Linked DNA regions of Homo sapiens: region 1 is linked to region 2. A link is a contact called in ENCODE Hi-C or POLR2A ChIA-PET data. All regions are on one chromosome and are shown on one strand. The core of a region is the stretch at or near the end of the contact, and the rest is flanking DNA. Distances in the headings are between cores, read along the strand shown.

The links. Hi-C counts contacts between places; a loop is a spot of excess contacts on that map. ChIA-PET counts read pairs that join two places held with the same protein, here RNA polymerase II (POLR2A).
Region 1: a map of PC-9 shows a loop between it and region 2 (15-fold over the local background). The contact joins two enhancer-like sites. A Hi-C loop is called at or near these places in 1 of 168 maps with a recorded cell type or tissue (PC-9). POLR2A ChIA-PET finds 5 or more read pairs at or near these places in 1 of 52 experiments (PC-3).

The regions. Positions count from the first base shown.
Region 1 is chr1:64,896,475-64,900,429 of GRCh38, reverse strand. The region is part of intron 1 of JAK1 (Janus kinase 1); the gene reads left to right. Among named protein-coding and RNA genes, the nearest start is that of JAK1, 68 kb to the left of the region's middle. Within about 2 kb of position 1,814, at least 32 of the 41 ENCODE cell types and tissues checked have a DNase peak (open chromatin) inside an H3K27ac peak, as active enhancers do; they include PC-3 and PC-9, where a contact is called at or near this core.
Region 2 is chr1:64,341,627-64,345,536 of GRCh38, reverse strand. No RefSeq gene overlaps it. Among named protein-coding and RNA genes, the nearest start is that of CACHD1, 130 kb to the left of the region's middle. Within about 2 kb of position 1,941, at least 7 of the 41 ENCODE cell types and tissues checked have a DNase peak (open chromatin) inside an H3K27ac peak, as active enhancers do; they include PC-3 and PC-9, where a contact is called at or near this core.

The DNA.
Region 1 (3,955 bases), core at 565-3,064, 560 kb before region 2:
TTACTGTCCCCAGAACTCGCTTGGTGATTTAATGTCTGTTACCTTTGATTACACCTTTATCTTCACCTAGAATGGAGCTCATCTGTTCCCTTTACCTTCTTAGATCTCTGACTTATGAATCCTTTGGAATAATTCCATGCTAGAATGATCTCTTTGTCCTCTGAAGTCATAGCACTTAATATCTCTATCAGTCAATGACAAATAATTATGTTTTGCCTTGTCACATCTCTTAATTGCTTTGAATTGCTAGTCAATCTTGAGCCATTGCAGCAGGTAGAGAGGTGAATTGGCTCTCCTGAATTCCTACTCCCAGCCCTAATTTCCTGTATAACCCAGGGGGAATGACTTTTCTCCCCTCATTAGTGTAGTAACACATATTTGATGCAGAACACTTAGAAAATCTCTAAAAGTGTGCAAAATGAAGTAACTACTATCACAAACACCTTGGAATACTCACAGGTAATTATTCTTGTAATGTCCTCCCCATCCATTTTGTCACCGTTTCTTTAGGATTACATGTGTGCGTCTATGCATCATAGCTAGGATCATCCTATACATGCTGTTTTTCAATTTGATTTTTTCATTACCATATTGTAAGATTCTTGTGTCAAAACATAGGAGAATCTTCAAGTCCAAATTGAAAGTGGAGCTAAATTGTTCTCAGGGAGAGTTGTACAGATGAGTATCCCCTATCTGAAATGCTTGAGACCAGACAATTTTCAGATTTCAGATTTTTGGGATTTTATAATATTAGCACTATGCTTACCCATTGAGCATCCCAAATCTGAAAATTCAAAATCCTCCAATGAGCATTTCCTTCAAGAAATGTGGTAGTCAAAAAGTCATATTTTGGAGCATTTCAGACTTCAGATTTTTTGATTTGGGTTGCTCAGCCTTACCAAAAACTGAATAGTGACTATCTCTGGGAGGAGGGAGGGGAACTTTGGCTTTTCAGTGATATCTTTCTATAATGTTGAATGTGTGCATTTATGATGAGTCTAAATGATTTTTAGAGTTGTCACCCATAGTTTATAGGTGACAGTAATTTATACTTCTACCTAATCCAGGCTTATATTTACATTTAAAAAGAAGTATAACACCAACTTTACTGACTAGATAGATAAACAATTTTAATTTACTGAAATTTCACCTTTTCACCATGATTATAGGTCCTTTTTCCATTAGTTGTTTCCATTTCCTTTGCTGTCTAATGACTTAGATTTGAGTCCTAGGTAATAAATACATGTGATCTTTCACAAGTCACTTAGTGTTTCTAAGCTTTAGTTTGCTTATGAGTAGAATAAGAGGAATGATACTTCAAATTATTGTGAGGATTGAGATCAAGTATTGAAAGTGCTTTGTAAATTGTAAAAAGTATATAATTATTGATTTTTTATTGATTTTTATATTAGTCAATGGTCATGAGCAGTTAAGCCAACTTTGCTTTTTTAAAAATTCATTTGGAGAAAGACTAAAAAGGCAGAGGTGCCTTCATTAATATTTATTTTGGTGCAATGTGGGATCCATGAGATTTGGGTTTGTGCCACATTTCTGCTGCTAATTATTAGCTATATATACAGCTGAAATGCACTGAACAAGCACAGTTTTGGCCAGGCCCAGAAATGTTCAGGGAGCACCTGGCTGGACATACATCAGAGAGCTTGGTGACCTGATAAAGCATTCATGCAAGCTCCTGGAGACTGTTTAACTGGATGACAGTAGAAGGAAACTATTTATGCAAATTTTGCTAACTGAAGTTCTCCCACACCCTTGAGTCCACATTTCACAGGCTTGTGAGATGGAAATGGGTCAAAATCAGGTTCTAATAATCTCTTTGTCATCTGCAGTCATGCCTGAGAAGGTCTGATATGGTCTTCTGAATCATCAAGGGAAGGTAGAATTTCATCCAACATGACTTTTGTGCATTTGCTGTATTCAGCTCCCTGGAAACATAGGTGCCTTAATTTTATCAGTTATCCAGAACACTGAATTCTGGATAATAGAGGAACAGGGCTGTGTAAACAACTCTGCTGAGTAATAGATGGCCTCCTGGCCTCTGGTTTCTGACTCTGTATTCCCTTTTATCCAAGGACAAGATGTTACAAAAATAATTCAGAGTGACTCCCAAGGGCAGCCCCGTGAACTTGCTGGTCCCTCCGACTGTGCTAGCAGAGGAGGATGAGTCACCAGCAGCAGAATGTTGACTCTCCCAGTGCTATTAGTGGATGTCCCAGCCAGACGCGACAACCAGGAAGACAAGCTTTGGGAAAGTTCTTTCTGACTCATTAACATCATGATTTACACAAGAAAACCTCTAGCTTCTCATTTTATTTTATTTTTTAAAGAAGTTTCCTTTTTGTATGTGTGTATAGCGAGGTGGGGCAAAGGTATGGATCCCTCAAATGAATATTCAAATTAGCTCTTACCCATAGCAGTATTTGAACTGTTTGCTCAGTTAAATTTTATTGTCCTTTCTCAATGTACAGTGCCTATATATCCATCAAAGAGTAGCAGATTCATTAAGAATCTTTAAAAAGAAGGACATTATTTTTACACAGTTGAATTTCAGGTGTCCTATGCCCATGCCTTTCCCATCATTTCCTATGTGTGAGAACCCCCACCCCACGTAGCACACCTTCACATACTGGGGACTTTCCACTTGAGGAATTCACATGAATCTGGGGATCTGCATTCTCCTTGGGTAGTATCCCCTCAGAAGAAAATCCAGACTCCTTAGGGGGCATTTGTAGCCTGGGCCCAGTTTTCCTCCTTACCTCATCTTTTTTGGTTCTACACAAACCTGTTTAGTCTTCAGTCAAGTGCCTTACCCTCCGGCTTTCCTCCTCCTCCTCCTCCTCCTCCTCCTCCTCCTCCTCCTCCTCCTCCTCCTCCTCCTCCTCCCTCCCCCTCCCCCTCCCCCTCCCCCCTCCTCCTCCCCCCCTCCCCCTCCCCCCCTCCTCCTCCCTCGTCCTCCTGCTCCTCTTCTTTTTTTTTCTCTTTTTCTTTTGGGATGCAGTCTTGCTCTGTTGCCCAGGCTGGAGTGCAGTGGCACAGCTCACTGCAACCTCCACCTTCTGGTTTAAGCGATTCTCCTGCCTCAGCCTCCCAAGTAGCTGGGACTACAGGTGCTCACCACCACACCTGGCTAATTTTTGTATTTTTAGTAGGGACAGGGTTTCACCATGTTGGCCAGGCTGGTCTCAAAGTCCTGACCTCAAGTGATCCACCCGCCTCGGCCTTCCAAAGGGCTGAGATTGCAGGCGTGAGCCATCGTGCCCAACCCCACTTTCCTTCTTTTGCTATTTCTTCATGTTTCCCTTATTTGGAATGTTGTCCTCACTCAGCTCCTGTTTTCATCCTGTTTGTATCCCACCTTCTTCGTAGTGATAGTAGTAGTATTGCATGCCTGCTGTGAGCCAGTTTTCCTACTGTGTTTATGTATATATTTTTCCAAGAGTTTAAAATAAGCCTGTAAAATAATTATGATTATCCTTATTTGCAAATGAGAAAACAGTCATAGAAAGTTAAAAATTATTCAAAGCCAGCTACTAAGTGGCAGGGCTGAGGTTTTCCTGAGCCTGAACATTCAACCCCACCATGCTGGTTTTCCCTGCCGTCCTCTGGATCCGATCAAACTCACTACACCAGCCCCACTCTTAGACCTTCTCCAGACGTGCTCTTTTCGCTTGGTCGGGTGTGTCCTGTGTTTGGCAATCAGTCATGTATTATTACCTTGCTATGTGCTTGGGTTGCTAATTCTTCTTTGGCGATATATCTTTTGTTGTTTTCTTTTCTTCTTACTGAGCTGTGCATCGCAGGCTTTACACAATGCGTTTTTGTTGATTTTACTTAATTAATGATGTCCTGGAACAAGTGAGTTATTTCTCCTAGTTATATTTAGCCCAATTAGTTATTTACATCCTACCATAATATTTGCCTCCACTAATTGCTAAGT
Region 2 (3,910 bases), core at 692-3,191:
TCTGGGAAGCACTACATTAACATGTTCTGGCTGCCAGGAGACTGGAAGACATTGGACAGCCCTCATCTTCATGCATTTCCCAGGGTTCAAAACTTTCACGTGGATTCTGCTTATTTGCCCCCAAAGTACTGATTCTATTGTGTTAACATTTTCTTTAATGATTCAATTTAATCAAAGTGTGGATTTTATGGGGAGGGGGACTAGCTGAGACCTTAAGCAAGTCACAATCCATTGATTCCTAGAGTAGGTCACTATGTAGATGTTGAGAGGCACTGTCTGCCTGAGACCAGAAGATGAGGAGTCATTGTTCACAAAATAATGACTTTTTAAATCCTTGTGATAATTCTGCATGCTGGGGTTCCATTAGTATAACTATTTTACAAAAAAGGAAACTAAGGCACATATAAGTAACTTTCCTTGAGTTACAGAGCTAGGAAAGTGGCAGAGCTGGGATTTGAAGCCAGCCTGGCTGCCTCCAAAGGCCACGTTCTCAATTGTTAATCTCTCCTCCAGAATCAACCTCAGCCGACTTTACCTTGAAAGGCATAAGAAGCGTAGCTACTCCCACCTGTCACCAAAGTACAGAAATTTCTGATGTAGAAACTGTTATCCAGTCTTACTACTTGAATCCCTCCAGTGATGGATGGCTCACTACCTCTCAAAGGAAACATTTAGATTGTTGGTGAATTGTAATGATTAAATAGCTTTTTATTATTTATTAATGAGTTCAAACACCCTCCTGGTAGTTTCTAACCTTGATAATAGTGATAGTACCCCTGTACTGAGCTAGTAGTATGTGCCTGGCCTTGTGCGAAGCATTATCTTTTTTTTTTTTTTTTTTTTTTTTTTGAGACAGAGTCTGGCTCTGTTGCCCAGGCTGGAGTGCAGTGGCGTGATCTCGGCTCACTGCAAGCTCCGCTTTCTGGGTTCATGCCATTCTTCTGCCTCAGCCTCCCCAGTAGCTGGGACTACAGGTGCCTGCCACCATGCCTGGAAAATTTTTTGTATTTTTAGTAGAGATGGGGTTTCACCGTGTTAGTCAGGATGGTCTTGATCTCCTGACCTCGTGATCCGCCCACCTCGGCCTCCCAAAGTGCTGGGATTACAGGCATGAGTCACTGCACCCGGCCTCGGCCTCGCTAAGCATTATCTTAATACCTTGTTTAATCATCACAACAAATTTATCTTATCTACAAATATAGGGAAGAGACTCAGAGAGGTAAAGTAATTTGGCGACAAGGAGAAAATCAGGATTAGAATCCTAGTCTGTCTGAATCCAAAATCATCCCAATAAGCAACAGTGTGTTCCAGGGGCAGAACATTTGCCTTTGGAACAATTCATTTCATTGCCTTTCATTTTTATTTACTGAGACTCTGCTGTGGGGGAAGCCTTGTGCCAGCTTTGCGGGCTCATGCAAAGATGTATACAAGGCAGTGTTTGCCAGGAGCTTCCCCTCTAAAAAGAAACATGGGTGAGTATAGTGGCCCAGCTGGATCCAGCTTCACAGAGAGTGAGCCTTTGGCTGGAGGGCAGATGGAGTGGAGCATGAAGAGACAGGTCAGCTGACCACCTCCTTTTTTATGGGTCTCGTGGACTGACCATAGACATAAGGTCATATTTCCTTTTGCTTCCTCCAAGGTGTTTTTGTTTTTTGTTTTTTTGTTTGTTTTATCAGAGTGCTACGTCTTTGGAAGAAGGAACTCTCCACCTAGCACTGCTTCTGGCCTCAGTGTCGAACCTGAGAAAGGAATGAAGGCACAAGCTGAAGCAAGCACTGGGAGGGTGGTAACTGCCTGGGGCTCTGGGAAAAGCTGCCAGGAGCTTACAGTTGAAGATAGTTATCACTACTTCTCTATAATACAATACTGTGTTCTTCAAACAGAAAGCCTATGAAACCTTTCCTGATGCCCTCAAGCAGGGTTAGTCACTTAGCATTCAGTACACACCCCTGCTGTCTGACTCACTTAAGCAGCATTGTATTATAATTGTGTTTACATACTCTTCTTCGCTAGAATGCCAGCTCTCAGGACTATGGTGTCTTACATTATAAATCTCTCCCACATCTGGAACGACATGTGGGAAATGGCTTACTAGAGCACTTATCACATGCTAATATATGTTATGCATTTTACTTATTTATTTTGTTTATTATCTGGCCCTAACTGTCTGTTTTATACACAAATGTATCCTCAGCACCTAGGACAGTAGTCAGCATAGCGTAGGTGCTCAGTAAATGTTTGTTAGATGAATGACCATTCCTGAGACTGGAGGAGGGGTGAGCGGAGAACCAAGCATCAGGAAGTGGGGTGGTTAACCCAGAGAGTGCACATTGCTGGCTAGGGAATAGCAAGCATTCTCTATAATGGTGGGTTAGTGTGTGAATTATCCTCATTCTCAATTTAATTTTGAAAGTAGCATCCGTTTAACAGTGGTCCCACAGTTGAATCAGTTGAATGATAATCCACTATTTTGATGAGCCAATGATTTAAAAACTATGCCATAAAAGCAATATCGAAAAATTTCAAATACCACCTATTTTTAAAAAAACTTCATTGAATATGTTAATGGGTTATCAAAAAAGACTTTTCCTGATTTGTTGGAATTTCATTAGAGGACTAAAGGCTAAGAACACTCTCACATCCTAGAGATGCTAGAACATCTGTGCCAGACTTGTGGAGAGGTTCTCCTGGCACCAGGTCATAACCCACCTCTAACCTTTAGAAGAGCAAGTTGAAGAGGTCATCTGGAAGGACTGTTTTGGAGACAGTTGTAGGTATGCTGATTTTTGCCTTTCCTACCTGTGGTACTTTACCCTTACATTGGACCATGTGAAAAGAGAGCCCAGAGAATCATTCAGACAACTTAATATGGGTTCCCTGGAATTTGCAGGACCCAGCAACTCTCAAGGGAGAAATCTAAAGGCTGCTAGATGTGGCAGAATGAAATACAGAAAGACCTATACTGATATACTGATAGCTGCACTTCTAGCTATGGAAAGCCAAGGGGTGTAGTTCTTATGGACTAGATAAAGGTTTCATGAAAGGACTATCCTGGGATTATTTAAAAAGGGACCTGGCTGGGGGTGGTGGCTCAAGCCTGTAATCCCAGCACTTTGGGAGGCCGATGTGGGTGGATCACTTGAGGTCAGGAGTTTGAGACGAGCCTGGTCAACATGGCAAAACCGCATCTCTACTAAAAATACAAAAAAATTAGCTGGGCATGGTGGCACACGCCTGTAGTCCCAGTCACTCGGGAGGCTGAAGCAAGAGAATCGCTTGAACCAGGGAGGCAGAGGTTGCAGTGAGCCAAGAGCACGCCATTGCACTCTAGCCTGAGTGACAGAGCAAGACTTCTTCCAAAAAAAAAAAAAGGACCTATCCCAAAAGTACCTCCTGGAGTGATAATGGGACTCAACAGAGGGGTGGACCACGCAATGGCCAGCTGGAGAAGGCAATGCAATCTCAGGGAGGCAGTGCTTGTCTTTAGAAAGGATGCCTCCAGCAGGTAATCTCCAAGGGACCCACCAAACTGTCTTACAGAGGAAAGAGCCGGCAATGGTGCCTCTGCCACATTGGGAAAGCCCAAAGCCAGAGCACAACTATATGAGCCAAGTAAGACAGTTCTTAACCCTTACTTATTCTTCCTTCCTTCTTATGATACAGGCAGGGCCCAGAGCAGCAACCAACTAGAGGGGGAGGAAGTAGAGCAAGGAAAGAGGAAAGACACAGTCATGCACCCTTCTCTTGTCATCATAAAGGTCTAGGGCAGGGGAGAAGATTCGCAGTGGCTGAGTTTGAAGTTTGATTACATACTGGACTAGATTGGCCTGGACTTTGTGTCATCTCAGAAAGACTGAAAAAACTATGAAATATGATTTTGACTTCATCCATCTTCTTGAATTATGTGGTC